4 separate regions of the Homo sapiens genome follow, and all the other regions are linked to region 3. A link is a contact called in ENCODE Hi-C or POLR2A ChIA-PET data. All regions are on one chromosome and are shown on one strand. Each heading gives the region's core, a stretch centred on a gene start or an enhancer-like site at or near the end of the contact. The rest is flanking DNA. Distances are from core to core; before and after follow the strand shown. Region 1 overlaps SP110 (SP110 nuclear body protein). Region 2 has its middle 29 kb from the start of SNORA75. Region 3 overlaps ITM2C (integral membrane protein 2C). Region 4 overlaps SP140 (SP140 nuclear body protein).

The links. A loop is a pair of places that touch in the nucleus more often than their neighbours do. ChIA-PET counts read pairs that join two places held with the same protein, here RNA polymerase II (POLR2A). Pooled maps may share reads with other maps.
Region 1: a map with no recorded cell type shows a loop between it and region 3 (4-fold over the local background). The contact joins two enhancer-like sites. A Hi-C loop is called at or near these places in 4 of 37 single-sample maps with no recorded cell type and 2 of 50 pooled maps.
Region 2: a pooled map shows a loop between it and region 3 (2.6-fold over the local background). The contact joins two enhancer-like sites. A Hi-C loop is called at or near these places in 1 of 37 single-sample maps with no recorded cell type and 3 of 50 pooled maps. POLR2A ChIA-PET finds 5 or more read pairs at or near these places in 1 of 52 experiments (Panc1).
Region 4: a pooled map shows a loop between it and region 3 (4-fold over the local background). The contact joins two enhancer-like sites. A Hi-C loop is called at or near these places in 5 of 37 single-sample maps with no recorded cell type and 3 of 50 pooled maps.

Annotation. Positions count from the first base shown.
Region 1 is chr2:230,207,986-230,212,707 of GRCh38, forward strand. SP110 (SP110 nuclear body protein) reads right to left here. Exons shown (of 19, transcript NM_080424.4): 5 at 4,362-4,445; 6 at 3,485-3,568; 7 at 1,946-2,023; 8 at 6-74. It also overlaps a transcript of SP140 not described here. Among named protein-coding and RNA genes, the nearest start is that of SP110, 9.6 kb to the right of the region's middle. Within about 2 kb of position 1,611, at least 2 of the 41 ENCODE cell types and tissues checked have a DNase peak (open chromatin) inside an H3K27ac peak, as active enhancers do.
Region 2 is chr2:231,424,334-231,429,629 of GRCh38, forward strand. No RefSeq gene overlaps it. Among named protein-coding and RNA genes, the nearest start is that of SNORA75, 29 kb to the right of the region's middle. Within about 2 kb of position 2,483, at least 2 of the 41 ENCODE cell types and tissues checked have a DNase peak (open chromatin) inside an H3K27ac peak, as active enhancers do.
Region 3 is chr2:230,869,567-230,874,462 of GRCh38, forward strand. ITM2C (integral membrane protein 2C) reads left to right here. Exons shown (of 6, transcript NM_030926.6): 2 at 3,851-3,991. Among named protein-coding and RNA genes, the nearest start is that of ITM2C, 7.1 kb to the left of the region's middle. RefSeq lists enhancers at 1-641, 642-1,299, 3,225-3,764, 3,965-4,284 and a silencer at 4,645-4,714. Within about 2 kb of position 3,570, at least 6 of the 41 ENCODE cell types and tissues checked have a DNase peak (open chromatin) inside an H3K27ac peak, as active enhancers do.
Region 4 is chr2:230,256,544-230,261,890 of GRCh38, forward strand. The region is part of intron 12 of SP140 (SP140 nuclear body protein); the gene reads left to right. Among named protein-coding and RNA genes, the nearest start is that of SP140, 33 kb to the left of the region's middle. RefSeq lists an enhancer at 1,248-1,317. Within about 2 kb of position 1,393, at least 2 of the 41 ENCODE cell types and tissues checked have a DNase peak (open chromatin) inside an H3K27ac peak, as active enhancers do.

The sequences.
Region 1 (4,722 bases), core at 361-2,860, 660 kb before region 3:
CTTACCTCCTGGGAGGCTTTTTTTCTTATGTCTCCTTTTTGGAGTTGACCAGATACATCTTTTTCTTTTCTTTCCTAAAAAGAAAGGATAATGTTTTATAGTTACAAACATTGATCTCCCAATCTTGTATGTCAATGATATTCAGCTTTTACTTTTGGTCTTCAAACCACATTGCTAGAAGTTCATTGGTGACCTTAGGTGATGGTACTTCAGGGAGTAATAGGGGAAGAAGGACTCTAAAATGACAGAGGAAAAGGAGAAACGAAGAAATAGAGACAGGGAGTTTAGGTAGCTCATTTCTAGAAGTTTGGTTGTGAAATGAAGGAGAGAGATATGGAAGTAGTTGAAGTGAGATGAGAATCAAGAAAAAGCATTTTTTAATGAGCTGTGATACATGTAATGCAGATTCTTGTGTGAGACATACTGCTTTAATGAATACTTGAGAGAGAAGGGATCATGGATACTATAAGATGAGGCAGAAGGATTGTCTTAGAAGAGAAGGAGGGAACTCGGAGAGGAGGGAGACAGATGTAGTTAGGGTTTGTAGGACTAGCAGCACAAATAAGGGGATTCTCATCTGATATCTCCTTATGGTGCAGGAGGGAAAGTCACTGATTGAGCAAAAAGCAGGAGGTGAGGGGGTCAGAGGTTTGAAAAATAGGGCTTGAGGTTTGAAAGGATTATTGCAGGAAGTAGCATTGTCACACAGTAAGGAGAGATGATTTGTGCTGGAACCATGAAGACCAGTGAGTGCACTCTGCCCTGCTGTGGAACTCTCTCCAGCACTGCTGGCTTTCAGATGCAGTGTACAGGAAGTAGGTAAGTAGGGTCTTCCAAGACTTGCCAGAGAGTTCTAGGAAAAGGCAGAGAGGAAAGGCAGGTTTAAGATAATGGCAATAGATTACTGAAATGATGAATCTTGGACTGTGAGTTAGTGTCAATGTTAAAAAGCTGGGAAGCAAAGAAAAGCAGATGATGGCTTGGAAGGAGGAAAGGCCAGTGGACTGGTGATCCAAATGAGGTTGAAGGACAACTTCAGAGGAAACAACAAATAAATAAGCACAGAAAAATATATTTTTGATTCTTTTTCTTTTGTTAGGATTGGGCTGGGAAAGAGTGATCAGAGGTTGAATGATAGCTATAAAAGGAGAAAAGCTCAAGGACAGGTATCAAAAAAGGAATTCTGAAATTAACTGTTGGGAAATCGAGCCAGGTTTGAATGACGATAGGGTCTATAGCTTGCCTTTGGGTATGGGAGGCCAAGAATTGGTGGAGGAAAAAGTCATGGAAAATGAGAAGATGAAGGATTTGAGGGGCCAGAGTATTGGATAACAGAGTTGTCTGTTATCCGTGTGTACCCTGAAGGCATCTAGGATGATGCTGGGACTTGAAATGACAGAAAAGCAGCTTTTGAAAGGATTATTGGGGAAATTATTGGATGATATTGATGATGAGTGAGTGAACATTTTAATTGAATGGTTAAGACTCAAAGGAGAGGATCAGGGAGGAAGGGGCTGGATGGGGCCAGTAGGCAGCAAAGGACAGACATCTAACCTGTCTCTCACCATGAGGTGTGAGTGATGGATGGCAGAGAATGCCTAGCCATGTCTTAAGAGGAAGTGGGTTCCTCTCTGGGGAACCAACTTTCAGTTAAAGAGGGAAGTGCAATTAACACTCTAAGAAGTTGTGAATATAGGAGATTGATTTTTTCAGAACAGGCAATTCCAATGGCATATTTCAATACCCCCAAATGCCTTCTGGTTTCCTGATAATTTTCATAAAGGCCTTTTTGGAAGATGCAGCAAATGGAAACTGCAGAAACGAACTGTGTGTGGCATCAGGACTGTGGTCACATAGTGGTGCTCTTGACAAGATACAGTCAGAAAAACAGAAAGCAACTCTGAATTCACCCTTCTGACCTCTACAGAAGAAAGGCTTTTCTTACCTTTCTTGTCTGAAGGTGTGCTGGACACCTCCTGGGGCTCTTCTGGGTCATTTGGTTCTGGAGAATTATCTCTTATCTCTGACAAAAGAAATATAAGTCATTTCAGAGCTCAGATCCAGTGAAGAGAAAGTGCTGAGGGAAGTCAATGCAAGAACTAGAAAAGTAGAAAGTACATGCAGCCCAGGGCCGGGAATCTGCTTGCCCTAAGAATTCCCTGGCTCTGTCTTGATTTTTGCCAACTTGTGGTTATTGTTACCTGTGCGACCATCACAGGGAACTAGGGCACAACTGCCCCACAGCAGAGGCTCAGTCTGATCCTTTTAGAGAGATTATCTTATGGATGGAAGAGAAGTGAGTGAAGAAGGTGCAATGAATGGAAATTGCAGGAATAAACTGTGCTGGGTATCATGACTATAGTCACATGGTTTCTGCTCCCAGCAGCCCCTGCTCAAGGAATGAAGCTGAGAGCGGAAAGTGGTGATATTGAAATCTGATGTCCATGATGAAGGGGAATGTCTTTGCTGTATGAAAAATACATCTTATTGCTTTGACGTCTATGTGTGGATATTCTTTAACTGCTCTATCTGTGGTTATTTTACTTGGAGAAATAGTGGAGAAGGCTAAATGCCTTATATATTTCTGTATATAAGGATTGTTTGAAGAAAGCAGGAGCTAGCCTGTGCTTGCTAGCACCTGTTAACAGCAAAGACATATAAAGCTCTGCTAGTTTTTGCTGCACAAAGAAAGACAGAGAACTTGAAGCCATAACAAATAAAGGCTCATCTCACATGAAGCTGTCACCTTTTTCTTTACACACTGCATTGAGATTGGTCTCAAATGCTGGCCTGCTTAGGAATAGGTGACTGAGGCAGGTGGCAAGCAGTCATTAGATCTTTGGAATAATTTATTACCTTTCAAGTTATATTCATAATATCAACTCTTAAACTCCAAGTGATATAGAAATGACCAGGGTTGAAAGTGAAAATTCCCCACAGTCAGGTGGGGGCTTGGAAGGAGGACCATCCATGTCTGCTGCAGCAATTCACTATTAGGGCCACACAGTGTTTTTGTTCATTTGCTTTGCATTTTGACAGAGCCGTTTTGAGCACTACTTTATTGAAGTGGCCTCAGAAGAGTGGCTCTGTCAAACAGTCCAGCCTGACTCAGTTCCCTTGCTTTCCCCTGGGGTTCCTGCCACAACCCTTTGTGGCAGGTGAATGTTTCCCTTTCAGGCGCTTTGTGGCATTTGGAGTCCAAACCTACAGGCACTGGTGGGGCTCTGTCCATCATCATCCGTGGCCCTATCCAAGTCTACCTTTTCCAGACTTGCCTCCTTTGCCCTCCCCCAGGGACTCTGTATCCATTCAGAGGTCGGGTCTCCTGCCTGTTCAAGCTCCCAAGTGCTGGGTGAACTGGAAGCTGGGCCAAGATTGCTGAGAGGCAGGAGGAGAGCCCCCTCTCTAGAAGATCCGAATGGCTTTTCCTCTTAGTAAACACAGAAACAAAGGCAAGCTTTTAGGTTGACCAAACCAAGATTACCTGGCATAGAGCCCAAGGGAGAGTGGGGCATCTCTTGAGGGTCTTCTTTATCTCTTATTTGGGGGATCAGGTTGTCACTGGCCACTGAATGGAGGAAGAAAAAGTTTTAGATCTCAGGAACAGCAAGCAGGGACCAGAATGAGGAGAAAAGAGAATGCTCTATTCCAACAAGTAAAAATGACGGGGTAACAGCAACCAAGGCCTGGGAAAGGATGGCATAGAGTGGGAAAGTAAGCAACCATTCACTCTCAATTAGCCACTTGTTCTTCCATTGCTGTTAGCTTCCTGATTATGTTAACCTTTTTGGATGGTAGGTATTAGAGGAGTGGATGCAATATTATTTGGATCGAAGAGGACCCCTCTTCTCAGTACTGGAGAGCTCAGAATCCATGGTATCATTTTTGACAATGCCCAATATCATACCATTCTTACGTTTAATGTAATCAAACTCCATTATGATGATGGTTTGGGGAGGACAAGTGATACAATTTGAGAAGCTAAATATTAGGTCTAGCAGACCTTTAAACATTTTATCATCTTTTCTAGTAATTTTGATAACATTGTTCTTAGAATCCAAACCATATAAAAATGAAGAATGTTGAAACTCTAAGGCCCCCATAATCAGGTGGGGGTGAGGAATCAGCTAAGGGTCACTAGTGTGAGTGTTACGCAGGTTACTTGTCAATTCAGAATGGTGTTTTGGTTGTTGGTTTGTTTTGCATTGCTGCGTTGGTGAATTGGCCCCTTCTGTTTCTTTTCCTTTGTATTGCTCAGTTCTTTTTCCCAGGGTTCCCACCATAGCCTCTTGGTTGGCAGACGCATGTTCTCCCTTCACAGTCACCTTGAGCTAAGCGGTATCAGCCCCAGTCAGTGTTACCTTGCACAGTGCTAGTGAGGAGGCTGGGCATCTCTTCTGAGTCTTCTTCCGCATTCATTTTGGATGTTAACTTGTCATTGGTCACTGAAGGAGGAAAGGAAATTATTACAGATTGCAGGGACTGGATGTCAGGGAGAAGAGTGAATGTTAAAAGTGCCTGGGGCAGATAGAGCATCAAGGCACAAGGGCAGAGGGTTGGAATGTCCCGGGAGTGGGAAGCAGGTGTTCTGGACTCTAGGTCTTACCCACCCCCCGGCAGTGCTCATAATCCCTCTTGAAAAGGGTTGTGTTTGGGTAGATGGGTGCAAGAGAAGAACTAGGACAATAAAAGTCAAGATGCTGGGATTGGCGGCAACATGGC
Region 2 (5,296 bases), core at 1,233-3,732, 550 kb after region 3:
CTAAAAATATTAGCCAGGAGTGGTGGTGTGTGCCTGTGGTCCTAGCTACTCAGGAGACTGACAGGAGTATCACCTGAACCTGGGAGCAGTGAGCCATGATCACACCACTGCACTCCAGCCTGGGTGACAGAGTGAGACCCTGTCTCAAAAAAAAAAGATATTAATATAATTTTTCCTCTAGGCAGATGGTATTCCAGTTACGCCAACACCAGTGGAAGTGGCAGATTTATTACGTACTGAATTATCGTGTGGACTTGGGTCTAATTCCATGTTTCCTGGGCACATTTGAGACCTCTGCACTTCTCAAACCTCTGACTCTGACATCTCCCCTCTTTTCATCAGATGACCTTGCCTTTTAATTCAAAGAGCACGTGGAAGGACTCGTGGGAAGAGCACCTCCAGTTTAAAAACAAAAGACCCATCCCCTGCTTGCCTCCACCTGAGTCTCAGAGCCCACCCTTCCCAAGCGCTTAGGACCACTGTCTCTCTTCTGTGGTCAACATCCATTGCTCCACTAATCCTTCTCCATAGCCTTTTCTTTTCTTTTCTTTTCTTTTTTTTTTTTTTTTTTGAGACGGGGTCTCATTCTGTTGCCCAGGCTGGAGTGCAGTGGTGCCATCTCGGCTCACTGCAACCTTTGCCTCCCAGGTTCAAGCGATTCTCACACCTCAGCCTCCCAAGTAGCTGAGATTACAGGCACCTGCCAACACGCCCAGCTAATTTTTGTATTTTTAGTAGAGACAGGGTTTCACCATGCTGGCCTCGAACTCCTGACCTTATGTGACCCGCCCACCTCAGCCCCCCAAAGTGCTGGGATTGCAGGCCTGAGCCACCGCGCCTAGCTCCATGGCCTTTTAAATGGGCTCAAGACTTTTACGTGTTGAAAACAAACAAAAACAAGAAACTCCTTCAACCCCATGAACCTCTTCAGCTGTGTCCCTACTCTCATCCCACAGCCACATTCCCTGAGGGAATTGTAGTCTCTGCAGTCCCGTTCCCCAGTTACTCCTCAAGACCCTGCACCCCGCTCATCCAGAGTCAGAAATAGTGGAGAGTTCTTGGTCTTGCTTGGTGTCTGGTCTGTCCTCCCAGCTCTGAACGACCACATCCTCTGCCAACATCAAGCAGGACTTCAGCTGGACAGGATGTGGCTCATGACAGCCACTTTCACATGGTTCCCAGAAGGGGAGCCAAAGGGTAGGAGGTCTCAGAGGTGGCAGCCTTCAGTCTCCTGCGAGAGGGAGAGGAGCCGCTGGTCTTCTCTTCCGCAAGTGACCAGTCAGGAGTCCGAGTCCACCCACAGAGGTTGCAGAAAGCAACAGGGCTTGCTCCAAAAGCCTGAACATCACTGGGGTCTGGGGCTGTAAGGGGGTACCGGGGGGCTCATGAGAGGGCAGTGTAAGTGCCTTCCTGCCCATCTTCAAGCCAGGCCCTGGAGCCAGCCACCTGCCTCAGCAATTTCCCCATTGCCAGTTCCAGGCCAGGTGAGACTCGTAAAATCACTCACAAAGCAGAATGTGTAGTCAGAGCTGGGGAAGCACCAGCCTGAGGGGCAGGAGGCTAAAGTCAGGAGCTGTGTACTAAGCAATTCACACGCTCCCTCTCCCCAGAGAGATCTGGCCTTTGTGCCTTTGTCCTGGCTCCTGGAAGACCACACCTGATGGTTTACCGTTACCCTAATGAGGTGACTCATGATGGGCCCCTGAGGGCGAGAGCTGTCAGAGCAACCCCCGGGGCGAAGAAACAAGCTAGAGACCCAGTTCAACCTCACAGGCAATGATTCCATCACCCTGCCCACAGAGGGAAACTGCAACACAAATTCTGACATCAAAGCCCGGGGAAGCTTCCGTGGTTGGCGGTACTCTGCGAATTGTCATACATCACAGCAAGGAGGAGGTGATGCCACACCCGTTGGCGGTACTCTGCGAATTGTCACACATCACAGCAAGAAGGAGGTGATGCCACACCGGTGGCTGCCAGCTCCTCATCAGGACCCTCCCTGGACTCTACCCTGTGTCTCTTCCTTTGGCTGGTTCTAATTAGTATCCTTTCCCGTTCATAAACATGGGGGCAATAGTGCTGTGCTTAAGGAAGCACCAGCAATTGGAGGTGAACCCAGACAGGAAGAATCCAGCCCCAGCCTTGTCCCGCCGTCTGAGGATGACACCAGGAAGTCCTGACCTCCCAGGACCTGAAGCAGAAGGGCGCTTGGTATGGTGACATGGGCGGGACGGTCTGCCACTGGGTCGACCAGCCCACCTTTGTGATGAACCTAAGTAGATTAATTTCATTTTCTGGGAGGGTGTAGTGGGTGGAGGGCACAGATAGTCAGCCAAAGTATCATCCCAGACCCAAAGAATCAGGGGATCTGTTTGCTTTTTCAATAAAAAGAGATGGGGGTAAGTTTGTGCAGATACGAGGAGCACTTAAAATCACAGGTAGAATAATAGGAGAAGAACAGAATTGTCTGAGTTTAGTGCAAGGAGAGGGAGAGGCCTCAGAGCCACTGGGGCAAACCCCAGCCCTTGCAAACAACGCTTCCTCAACACCCGTAGGCAGCCATGGTTTTTTCGGATGGATCTAGCTTGGGGCAACCACAGCTTAAGGAAGAACTAGGGGTACCGTGTCTTCAGCTGGGGAGCAGAGCCCACAGGCCTGCTGAGCCCTCAGCCTCCAGTTCCCCGGTGGGGCCTTCCAGCTTCACTGCTTCCTCAGAGCCTGTGGGAACATTGCTACCTCCACCCTTCACCATGATTGGTGTGGGCCTTTGCATTATCCTCTGTTAACCTGCAGGTGGTCTTAACCTGGGGTCCACGAATGCCCACAGGGTCCACAGAGAGCATTCAGGGGACTCATATGCATGGATGGGAATAAATAGACATCTTTGTTTTCACCAACCCTTAACTTTTCTTCAAAATTTGTTAAGGTAGTGGCAAAAAACCACAATAGTATTAGCAGTTCTGTGACTTTGTCACTATATCAGTCAGATCGCAACCAGAGAAACACAACCAGCAGGAGGTACAGCCCATGCTCCTGATTCGTGGTGGTTATGTTCTATAAAATCACCACAAACACTGGATTAGTGAATGTTGAAGCTTTGCTCCTGGGAGAAATTAGGTTCCTCCTTAGGTACCTGTGAGGGTCTGGTCACAGTATTTTCTTTCTTTCTTTTTTTTTTTTTGGACCGAGTCTCACTCTATTGCCCAGGCTGGAGTGCAGTGGTGTGTGGTGCATTCTCAGCAAACTGCAACCTCCACTGCCTGGATTCAAGTGATTCTCGTGCCTCAGCCTCCCAAGTAGCTGTGATTACAGGTGTGTGCCACCACGCCTGGCTAATTTTTTTTATTTTTAGTAGAGATGGGGTTTCACCATGTTGACCAGGCTGGTCTCAAACTCCTGGCCTCAAGTGATCCGCTCACCTCGGCCTCCCAAAGTGCTGGAATTACAGGCTTGAGCCACCATGCCCGGCCTAGTCACAATATTTTCCTCAGTCGACCAACGCATAACCTTTTTTTATGTTTGTTTCTGTTTAAAGACACTGAAGTTAATATACAGTTGATTCATTAATTTTTTTTTTTTAGATGCAGTTTTACTCTTGTTGCCCAGGTTGGAGTACAATGACATGATCTTGGCTCACTGCAACCTCCGCCTCCCAGGTTCAAGCCATTCTCCTGCCTCAGCCTGCTGAATAGCTGGGATTACAGGCATGTGCCACCATGCCCAGCTAATTTTTTGTAGTTTTTAGTAGAGATGGGGTTTCACCATGTTGGCCAGGCTGGTCTAACTCCTGACCTCAGGTGATCCTCCTGCCTCGGCCTCCTAAAGTGCCAGAATTACAGACATGAGCCACCACGCCCAGCCTGATTCATTAATATTGGACTCACGGCACCATAACTCACACCTGAATGAAGCTTCTCCAACGCACAGATTTTCTCCCTATAGCACATCACATCCTTCTTGCTCTTAGGAGCACCAGAAAGCTCATCAGCAGTTCACTTGGGGGCCACATGAAGCAAGAAAACCAGCAACAAAAAGCACAAAATACAAAAAAAGTGGCACTGGCTGGGCGTGGTGGCTCACGCCTGTAATCCCTGCACTTTGGGAGGCTGAGGCAGGCAGATCACAAGGTTAGGAGTTCAAGACCAGCCTGGCCAACATGGTGAAACCCCATCTCTACTAAAAATACAAAAATTAGCCGAGTGTGGTGACACGCACCTGTAGTCTCAGCTACTCGGGAGGCTGAGGCAGGAGAATTGCTTGAACCTGGGAGGCAGAGGTTGCAGTGAGCCGAGATCGCGCCATTGCACTCTAGCTCTGGGCGACAGAGCGAGACTCTGTCTCAAAAAAAAAAAAAAAAGTGGCACTAAATAGACCACCAAAAGGACACATGTTTACAGTGTGAGAGCTGAAACAAGAAGGCAGGCTCAGCCGGGCATGGTGGCCCACGCCTGTAATCCCAGCACTTTGAGGCAGGTGGATCACGAGGTCAGGAGTTCCAGACCAGCCTGGCCAAGATGGTGAAACTCCGTCTCTACTAAAAATACAAAAATTAGCTGGGTGTGGTGGCGCATGCCTATAATCCCAGCTACTCGGGAGGCTGAGGCAGGAGAATCGCTTGAGCCAGGGAGGCAGAGGTTGCAGTGAGTCGAGATCGTGCCACTGCACTCCAGCCTGAGCGACAGAGTGAGACTCCATCTCAAAAAAAAAAAAAAAAAAGAATGACATGGACACATATGGAGTAGTTTTAAGGAGCGGAGAGTTTAGTAGGCAAGAAGAAAGGGAGAAGACAGAAAGAAGCTCCCCCATACAGAGACAGAAGGAGGGGGGCTCCAAAGTCCAAAGAGGGAACCCCAAGTGTGGTGGATACCAGCCAGGTATATGTAGAGGCTGGAGGAAGCAGTGTTTGATTTGCATAGGGCTCAGGGGATTGGTTTGACCAGGCATGTCATTCATGCAGCCCGTGAAAAAGCTGGCCCTCCCACCCTAGCCTTTTAATATGCAAACGCAGGGTGCCATGATGTTCTACACACATGGGGATATGTAGGGGTGGCCATGTTGCCAGGAACATGTGGGGCAAGGGCAAGAAGTTCGCAGGAATCGCCATGTTTGGGTGGACCCAGTTTCTAATGGCCTTCATTTGCATATCAAAGGTTGCCGGCCTGGCTCTAAGAGCTGCTTTAAAAACGAAAACTTCCCAGGGACCCCTTTTCCTCTCTTATCTGCCTAAAATAATTTCTTAACTCCTACAACACTATCATACCACATTACAGTTGTAGTATTGAAGAAAGAGACATAT
Region 3 (4,896 bases), core at 2,320-4,819:
TGTTCTCAGCCTGGGCCTCAGGAGTGCGTTTCTGGCTGCCGAACCCCTCCAGGCAGGCTGCAATCTGCAATCATCGTTAAATCGGCTTGCAGTTAATTTGGACATTGTTACTGGGGGATGGGGCCCGGGAGCGCTCCCTTCCAGCTGTGGGGGTCTGCCGAGTTAATGCTACAGTTGGCTGGTTTCCCCCTGACCATTTTGGCCCTGGCTTTGGTAAATCATTTAATGAGTGCCCCTGTGGGTCTCAGTTTAAGCCTGCAGGGAGAGGCCCAGGCCTCTCTCGGGTCCCTGGACTTCCGGCTCATGCGCCCTTCGCTCAGAGAGCTCTGTTGCCTTGGAAACAATATGCAATATTTTTCTACTATCTAAATGGGAGCCCCCCTCCTCAGATACCTCACTGTCAGTAACTGCTTCCTATGGGGAGCAACATTTTTCTGGGTCCCCAGCATGATAGGTGGTGCGGCTGGGGTCTCAGGAAGGTGGGCCATTCGGCCATCTTTCTAGTGAGCTGGGCACCAGGGATCCCAAGGGGCCAGGGCTCTGGGTTGAGCCCAGGCTCCCTGATGCCCCACTGTCCCCAGACAGGTGTAAATACCCCGAGATCACAGGCTGCTTTGAGGGCCAAAGGGACAGTGAGGGTTCCAGGGCTTTGGTGTTTGAGCCTTGGTGTTGATTGGGCACAGTAGGCAGAGGCAGCGCTGGGGCGGGATTTAGGAGTTCTGCCTCTGTGTGGGGCTTTATGGAGGAAATGCCTTCGCCTCCAAGCAGGGACATCTGCGCTTTCCTGTCTACTTTCTGGTAGCCTGTAATGCTGCCTTCTGCACTTCTGCTCATAATGGTGCCTCTGAGGGTTTGGCTCTGCAGGCTGGAGCGGAGCTGGGAGGGTGGCAGCGTGGCTGAGCCCGGGTGTGTGCTGGGGGACATCAGCAGGGCCATGAGAGAGAAGTGCCCACCCGCAGTCTAGGTAAGGTGGGGGATCCCCAGCCTTCACAGTGAGGGGTCTTGGCAGGAACCCCTGCCCTTCTCTGCCACACCTGCCACTGCTGCTCTTCAGCTGGGGCCGTGGAAGCCTCACCTTCTCCCTGCTCTGTCTTCTCTAACCTCCCTCGGTGGGGCCTCCGAGCCCAGCCCCTCCCCCAGGACAGGGAGACACGGGACCCAGCTCAAGTTCTGCAGACCAGCATTAAGGCGGAAAGGCGGAAAGGCGAGGCTGCCCTTTGCCATAAAGCTAGCAGGCCTCACCTTGTCGGTGAATTTGATTTGTGGAGCAGGCCCTCGGGCTCTCCCACGTAGCGCTTTGACTTTTTTTTTTTTCCCTTTTCTGTCTTTCTGGTTGTTAGCAATCTCACAAGCTAGTTTCCCTGGTTTTCCAGAATGCAGAAGCAAAAGTCTGGCCACAATGCAGCCTCAACAGCTGTCCACAGAGTCAGCCCTAAAAAGGAAAGGCTCGGCTGATAAAGATCTGCTATTTTTATCTAGCACTTGATCCTTTACAAAGGGCTTTTAGGTTCTTTGTCTCGTTTAATCCCAGCAAAACCCCTGTCACGCAGAGTCTGTCCACATTTTGCATGGGAGACCCGAGAAGGGGGAGGTTGCAGGGCCCCGCTGGGCCTGTAGCCCCACTTGACCCCTAAATACAATCTGAGCCCTGGTGTTTGTTGTGTCCCGAGGGCAGATTTCCCAGCTGCTGTAGGCAGCCTGGCCTGTGTCAGGGTCAGCCACCTTTCCTTAAGACCTGCTCAGGAGCGCCAGAGGGGCAGGAGGGCATCCCTGGTGCCTGGTTTGCAAGAGCTCCTGGGTGGTTCGATCCCTGGGAGATGCCAACGGAAGGTGTCACCCCCGTCTCTTGCTGCTCCCGGGAGTCCATTGGAAAACCAAAGCCATTTAGTCCCAACCCCCTGTGGCCAGCAGCTGTTCCTGAGGGCCCTGTGCACTGTGGCCATGCCCGTCACTTGCTGGTGACCTTGGTTAGTGCCCCTGGCTGCTGAGGAGATGACAGTGGGCAGGTGGTCCATATGATCACGGGACCCCTAAAGCAGGGCAAGGTGGGGAGAGGCCCCGGCCTCCTCATGGGCCAGGCAGTGCGGGCAGTGGTTTGACCTCCCACACCCACCCAGCAGGCTCCCTTGCGGGCAGACTTGAGTGTGAGGGTGCAGGACAGGCAGGGGCACCCCATGGTGAGGATGCTGGGGGCCTGCTGACCTGCTCACGCATGTCCGCAGTGAAGGGGGGGTCCTCCAGACATTTTCTGTCCTTTTCCTAAGCAGGGCGGGTCAGACCCTCAGCTCCCCAGGGCCCAGGCCCCACACTCCCCTGTGCTCTAAAAGGGTGGGAGGTGAAACCTGAGGAGCGAAGCAGGCGCCCCCAGGGCAGGACCCCTGTGCTGTGCTGAGAGATAGGGCCTGTCCTGAGTCACTTAGGCCTGAACCACCCCCCTCCAGGGGGAAGGGAGAAAGGAAATCTGTTCCCATCCCAGAACGCCTGGCCGGAAAGGGCCTGAGAGGTCACTTGGTCTGACCTGCTCATTTTGCAGATGGGGAAGCCGAGGCCCAGAAAGTGCTAAGCAGGCAGGTAGTGGCAGAGCCAGAATGAGAAGCTTCAGGCTCTGGGGCTGGATCCCCTCCTCTCCCCAATACTGCGGCAGTCCGCAGGGACTGACCTCTAACCTCACTCTTGGCCGTATGTGGACACCACGGAGGAAGGATTAAATGGTGAACATTGGAGGCAGAGACTGGCCCCGGGGCTTTTGCATTATCTCCAAGGGTGAGCAAGGGCCCGGGGGAAGGCATAGGAGGTAGGGAGGAGAAGAGACAGGAAATTGACCAAGCTCACCTGGCTGGCTCTCGTCAGTGCTCTGGGTAAAGCAGTTTTGTTGAATTTTATACTCACACACCTACGTCCACCACCCCACACATGTGTGGCCTGGAGATGGGTTAGGTTGGCTTCTTGGCAGCCCTGCAGCTATGATCTTGAGCCCAATTCTGGCTCCCAGAGCAGATTTTTCCAGGATCCTTCTAGCCTGGCCTTCCGGACAGCCACATTTCTCTCCTGGCAGGAGCTCCCTGGTGGATGGAAGCTTCCGGGCTTCATCCTGTAGCTGTTACACCACTTGTAACAGCCTGCTTGACTGCCGGTCGGTGCCTGTGGGGGGCCAGTGTGGATCACAGGCCTAGAGCTCCCTGGCTGGGGACAAGCACCCATGCCCAGACCCCATGGGGCTCCTGGAGCCCCTGCCCCCATCAGTCACAGCCTCCTTGGTGGAGTTGAGCAGCCTTTACACAGCCTGCCCACCTCCTATTGTCCTCATTTTAGTCTACCCTCTGCACCTTGGTTTTAGAGTGGATCTTGTCACTCCCCAGCTCAAAAGCCTTCCCGGGCTCCCCATCGTCCAGAGCAGCAGCTCCCAGCCTGCCTGGTGTGTCTCAATTCCTACAGAGATTTCTAAGTCCCTAAAGTCACCGAGGCCAGGTCGGCACATCCCCTATCTTCTGTTTGAAAGAATATACCACGGTCACGGCTGGTATAAGCAAGAGGCCTAAGAGCTCAGATAACTCAAAATGCACCTGCTGAACCCACTGCATCTCTTTCGGTGGCTTCCAGGTGTGTCTTGGTTTCTCTTTCGAGGTGTGTCTCCTTTTCTCTTTCGAGGTTTGTCTCGGTTTCTCTTTAGCCAGGACGAGTCCGGGTGACCCTGGTGGGCCTTCCTTTCCCTTCTAGGTGTCATCTCCTTCCCTCCCTTTCCCCCAAGACTCCCTCCGGGCCCAGCCAGCAGGTGAAGCCTGACTTAGGGAAGGGGGGATTTCCAGGGGAGGGGCCCTGGCCCCCACTGACCCAGCATTGCTATCCACAGGAGGAGCAGCCCCCACAACATCGATCCAAGAGGGGGGGCTCAGTGGGCGGCGTGTGCTACCTGTCGATGGGCATGGTCGTGCTGCTCATGGGCCTCGTGTTCGCCTCTGTCTACATCTACAGATACTTCTTCCTTGCGCAGGTGAGGGGCCGGGCCAGGTAGGGGCAAGGCCTCGAGAAAGGGTCATGTCTAGAGAGGCATGGAGGGAAGTGTCTGCAAGGGGGCAGCAGGAAGCCCCAGACATGCCCTCAGGTGGGAGCGAGTGCCCGGCCAGCCCACAAGACTGGGGTGCCCCCTCCTCCTTGGGGCCTCCTTGGATGCAGGCCAGTCCCACATTTAGCCCCTTGTCCTGGGGAGCCAAGCATGAATCCGGGTGACAGCACTGGGCCCGCCCCACAGGGTCACCCTGGGGAATTCTCACCAGAAACTCAGATCTGGCAGAAACTGGAACTGTGATCCCCCTCCACAGCTCAGACCCTGCACCTGCAGGTCACGCTTTAAGGCTGACCTAACTGTGCTTGTGCATGGACATTTGGGTTACCAAACAAGAGAGGGAGAGGGGTGGGTACAGAGAGTCTCCACCACCTCCTTCCAGAAGCAGGAGTGTGTCCTTGCTGCCAACTATCATCCCCCTCCCCGGGGGACCTGGGCACAAAGCTGGGCCAACCCAGACCTGGGAGGGAGGGAGTGTCGCTGTGTGCTTGGAAATGAAAGTAGGTAAATTAAAAGGATAAACCTACGTACAACTCACAGAGAACCTCAGGGTGACAAAGAGGTGGGACTTGCCAGTCATTTATGACCCAAGTGACCTCCCACTCCTAAGCGTTTAACTTTGTTGTCCCCCAGTTTTTCCACGATGGAAATTGCTGAAGAGTTTGCATTCACGGGGCTTTCCCCTTGAAAGCTCAGCTCACATACACCCATCACCTTCCTTTCTGTGCAGCATCCCCCTGCCCCGCCCCACTCCCTCCATGGCCTGCGTCCCCCTCGTTCCAGGGTCCTGTGTGGGACCTTCCCACAGGCCTCTTCCTGTTGTGGCCCTACCC
Region 4 (5,347 bases), core at 143-2,642, 620 kb before region 3:
GATAGCATTAGGAGATATACCTAACGTAAATGATGAGTTAATGGGTGCAGCACACCAACACAGCACATGTATACATATGTAACAAACCTGCACGTTGTGCACATGTACCCTAAAACTTAAAGTATAATAAAAAAAATTTCTATTCTCACTCCCTCTATGGAAATAAAAAAGGGTATCATTCCTCTGCTGGTAGATACTTTTTTATGATTTTTTCACAAACTTGACAAAGCCTTCAGTGTAATGGTATTCTACCATCTAATTGGCAGAACTTAGATCAACTATTTGTGAGACTAAATGGTATTTTTGACCAGTACTTTCCATTATGTCATTGGATCATGCAGTGGTTTTTCAGAGTACTCTGATAGGTGTTATAATTTTACTCACAAAAACCTCAAGACTTAGATAGGGAAGGTGCTGTTATTGCTGTTTTAAGGAGCCAGAAACACAGAAATGCATGTGACACGGGTGTTTGATAAGACCCAAGAAAAAAGAAAGAGCAGAGACCAGTGTCCTGGATGACTCCTTACAGGCTTTCAGTTCTATGAGGTGGGCATGGGTTGGGGTGGGGTCTCATAGTCTGAGTCCAATGTGGATGCCCAAAGGGTTTTTAGGAATCCAAGAGACTCTACCAGGGTTCAATGGAAAGAGACTTTTATCTAACAAATAAAGAAAGATTAGGGAGAGATAAGGAAACATTATCAAGAGTTGGAAAATACTTGAATGTAATCTACGATACGAGATAGGAGATATCCAGAAAAATAGAGCCAGAAAAGAGAAACAGAGAGGCAATATGAAAAGTATATGTAGCACATCACTGAAGGAGGAAGAGACAGTAAGGGAGAGGAGATGTTAAGAAGAGAAAGTCCAGAAAGCCGAAAAGAACCATAGATGCCGTCATAGAGTAATAAAAAGATATCACTAGTAGAAGGGGCTATCACTTAGGCTGGGTGCAGTGGGTCACCCCTGTAATCCCAGCAATTTGGGAGGCCAAGGCAGGTGGATCACTTGAGGTCAGGAGTTCAAGGCCAGCCGGGCCAACATGGCAAAACCCCATCTCTACTAAAAATACAAAAATTAGCTGGTTGTGGTCGAGCACACCTGTAGTCCCAGCTACTCGGGAGGCTGAAACAAGAGAGTTGCTTGAACCCGGGATGTGGAGGTTGCAGTCAGCTGAGATCACATCACTGCACTCCAGCCTGGTGACAGAGCAAGATTCCATCTCAGAAGAAAAAAAGAAAAAATAAGGGGCCACCACTTAATATCAAACGAAAGGCTGAATTTATTGTTCAGTTAAGGGATAGTTGTGCTTGTGGGTCAGTTTCTCTGAACAGAGAACGTTTGTGGAAGTGTGGATCTCGGTGACTGGCGGCCTTCAAAAGTGAGATTTGTTAGTGGTTAGCTGACCTTTAGTGAAAGCAGGGTCACTGGAGTGTGGCTGTTACTGACTGTCTGACTTTCAGAAGCATGGGGAAGTCAATGGTTGGCTGGCTTTCAGAGGCCTGTGTACTGGCCAGAAGCTATTGTTGATTAATTGGGATGATTCTGGTTGTTATTGACCATATGGCCAAACAATAATGAGTTTTCCTAGAAGTGTAGCAACTTTCAATTATCAGTTTCCCCTTTAGGAAATCTCTCATCTAAAGCTGCAGGAGGCACCATCAAGTATTTTCCCCATCCAAGATGTCTTTTCTGGAAGAGGACCCTGGAAACAAAATCCTAGGATTCCCCTTCACTGAGTAGGAGTTATAGAGTTGCTAGATTGAGAGTGTTATCCTTGCAAAGGATGACATAAGAAAAAGTAATGATGTTTTACAATACGTTAATGGAATGGCAGACAACTGTTGAAAGTTTTTAATTAGCAGCAGAATTGTGCTGCTTGCAATACTATCCTATTTATTCCCTTTTGCTCCAAGAATACTCACCAGCCACCCTTGTGGCTGCAGCGTTTATCCCAAGTAAATTTGCCATGAAATATCTTGCTTTTATTATTATTTTCACATCACTCTAATATATTGACTTTGGAAACAAAAGACATTCTTCTAATTATAGCATTCTGGTTTTAGTAGTGGTATTTCCATTTACAAAATACAGTAATTGTTGATCACTGAAAATGTCAAATCCTGGAAAACGTGGCTTTCCCACATGTGCTGTTAACATTGTTACTGAACAATTGTTGGCCGAAGATTCATTTGATGAATCATATATTTTTAAAATAGATGATTCTGATATGGTTCTGTTTAGAAATAACTCCAAGAACAGTTTATATATTTTATTTTCACATTGAAAATCAATCATGTTTGCTTCAGCCTCAAAGAATGTGTTTACGTAAAATTAAATGAGTGCAGCAAGCTGCACTTTTTTTTTTTTCTAAACGGGAACAGAGTTAAAGTTGATCCAAGTACAAAATCTCCAGAACCATGGACTAATGCAGTCACCTGCAATTGCTTTGAGGCAACTAGGATGAGATGTGGCTACTAGCAATGGCTCTTTGATGTCTGTCACGTTTTGAAGTGATACCCCTAGAGCATGGCCTGTTTGTTTATTTATTTATTTATTTATTTTTATTTTTCCGTAAGTTATTGGGGTACAGGTTGTATCTGGTTACATGGGTAAGTTCTTTAGTGGTGATTTGTGAGATTTTGGTGCACCCATCACCTGAGCAGTATACGCTGCACCATATTTGTAGTCTTCTATCCCTCGCACCCCTCCCACTCTTCCCTCCAAGTCCCCAAAGTCCATTGCATCATTCTTACACCTTTGCGTCCTCATAGCTTAGCTCCCACGTATCAGTGAGAACATACAGTGTTTGGTTTTCCTTTCCTGAGTTACTTCACTTAGGATGATAGTCTCCAAGCCGGGCACGGTGGCTCACGCCTGTAGTCCCAGCACTTTGGGAGGCTGAGATGGATGGATCACCTGAGGTCAGGAGTTTGAGACCAACCTGGCCAACATGGCAAAACCCCGCCTCCGCTAAAAAAAAAAAAATACAAAAATTAGTCAGGCATGGTAGTGTGTGCCTGTAATCCCAGCTACTAGCAGGGGCTGAGGCAGGAGAATTGCTTGAACCCGGGAGGTGGAGGTGGTAATGAGCTGAGATCACACCACTGCACTCCAGCCTGGGTGACAGAACGAGACTCCATCTCAAAAAAAAAAATAGTCTCCAATCTCATCCAGGTCACTGCAAATGCTGTTAATTCATTCCTTTTTATGGCTGCGTAGTATTCCATCATATATATATATATATATATATATACCACATACATACATATATACCACAGTTTCTTTATCCACTTGTTAATTGGTGGGCATTTGGGTTGGTTCCACAATTTTGCAATTGTGAATTGTACTGCTATAAACATGCATGTGCAAGTATCTTTTTCGAATAATGACTTCTTTTCCTCTGGATAGATACCCAGTAGTGGGATTGCTGGATCAAATGGTAGTTCTATTTTTAGTTCTTTAAGGAATCTCTACACTGTTTTCCATAGCAGCTGTACTAGTTTACATTCCCATCAGCAGTGTAGAAGTGTTCCCTATTCACTGCATCCATGCCAGCATCTACTGTTTTTGATTTTTTGATTATGGCCATTCTTAAGGAGTGAGGTGGTATCGCATTGTGGTTTTGATTTGCATTTCCCTGATCATTGGTGATGTTGAGCAATTTTTTCATATGTTCATTGGCCATTTGTATATCTTCTTTTACGAACTGTCTATTCATGTCCTTAGCCCACTTTTTGATGGGATTGTTTGTTTTTTTCTTACTGATTTGTTTAAGTTCATTGTAGATTATGGATATTAGTCTTTTGTCAGATGTATAGATTGTGAAGATTTTCTCCCACTCTGTGGGTTGTCTGTTTACTCTGCTGACTGTTCCTTTTGCTGTGCAAAAGCTCTTAGGTTTAATTAAGTCCCAGCTATTTATCTTTGTTTTTCTTTCATTTGCTTTTGGGTTCTTGGTCATGAAGGCCTTGCCTAAGCCAATGTTTAGAAGGGTTTTTCTGATGTTATCTTCCAGAATTTTTATAGTTTCAGGCCTTAGATTTAAGTCCTTGATCCATCTTGAGTTGATTTTTGTATAAGGTGAGAGATGAGGATCCAGTTTCATTCTCCTACATGTGGCTTGCCAATTATCCCAGCACCATTTGTTGAATAGGGTGTCCTTTCCCCACTTTATGGTTTGTTTGCTTTGTCAAAGATCAGTTGGCTGTAAGTATTTGGGTTTACTTCTGGGTTCTCTGTTCTGTTTCATTGGTCTACGTCTATTTTTGTACCAGTACCACTCTGTTTTGGTGACTATGGCCTTATAGTATAGTTTGAAATCATGTCGTGTGATGCCTCCAGATTTGTTCTTTTTGCTTAGTCTTGCTTTGGCTTTGTGGGCTCCTTTTTGGTTCCATATGAATTTTAGAGGTGTTTTTTCTAATTCTGTGAAGAAGATGGTGGTATTTTGATGGGGATTGCATTGAATTTGTGATTGCTTTTGGCGGTATGATCATTTTCACAATATTGATTCTACCCATCCATGAAGCATGGGATGTATTTTCATTTGTTCAGGTTGTCTATGATTTCTTTCAGCAATGTTTTGTAGTTTTCCTTGTAGAGGTCTTTCGACTCCCTGGTTAGGTATATTCCTAAGTTTTTGTTGTTGTTGTTGTTGTTGTTTTGCAGCTATTGTAAAAGGGGTTGAGTTCTTGATTTGATTCTCTGCTTGGTCACTGTTGGTATATAGAAAAGCTACTGATTTGTGTACATTAATCGTGTATCCAGAAAGTTTGCTGAATTCTTTTATCAGTTCTAGGAGCTTTCTGGGGGAGTCCTTAGGGTTTTCAAGGTATACAGTCATATCATCAGCAAACAGTGAGAATTTGACTTCCTATTTACCAATTTGGATGCTCTTTATTTCTTTCTCTTGTCTGATTGCTCTGGCTAGGACTTCCAGTACTATGTTGAAGAGGAGTGGCGAGAGTGGGCATCCTTGTCTTGTTTCAGTTCTCAGAGGGAAAGCTTTCAACATTTCCCCATTCAGTATTATGTTGGCTATGGGTTTGTCATAGGTGGCTTTTATTACCTTAAGGTATGTCTCTTGTATGCTGATTTTGCTGAGAGTTTTAATCATAAGGAGATGCTGGATTTTGTTGAATGCTTTTTCTGCATCTATTGAAATGATCATGTGATTTTTGTTTTTAATTCTGTTTATGTGGTGTATCATATTTATTGACTTGCATATGTTAAGCCATCCCTGCATCCCTGGTATGAAACCTACTTCATCGTCGTGGATTATCTTTTTGATATGTTGTTGGATTCAGTTGGCAAGTATTTTGTTAAGGATTTTAGCATCTATGTTCAT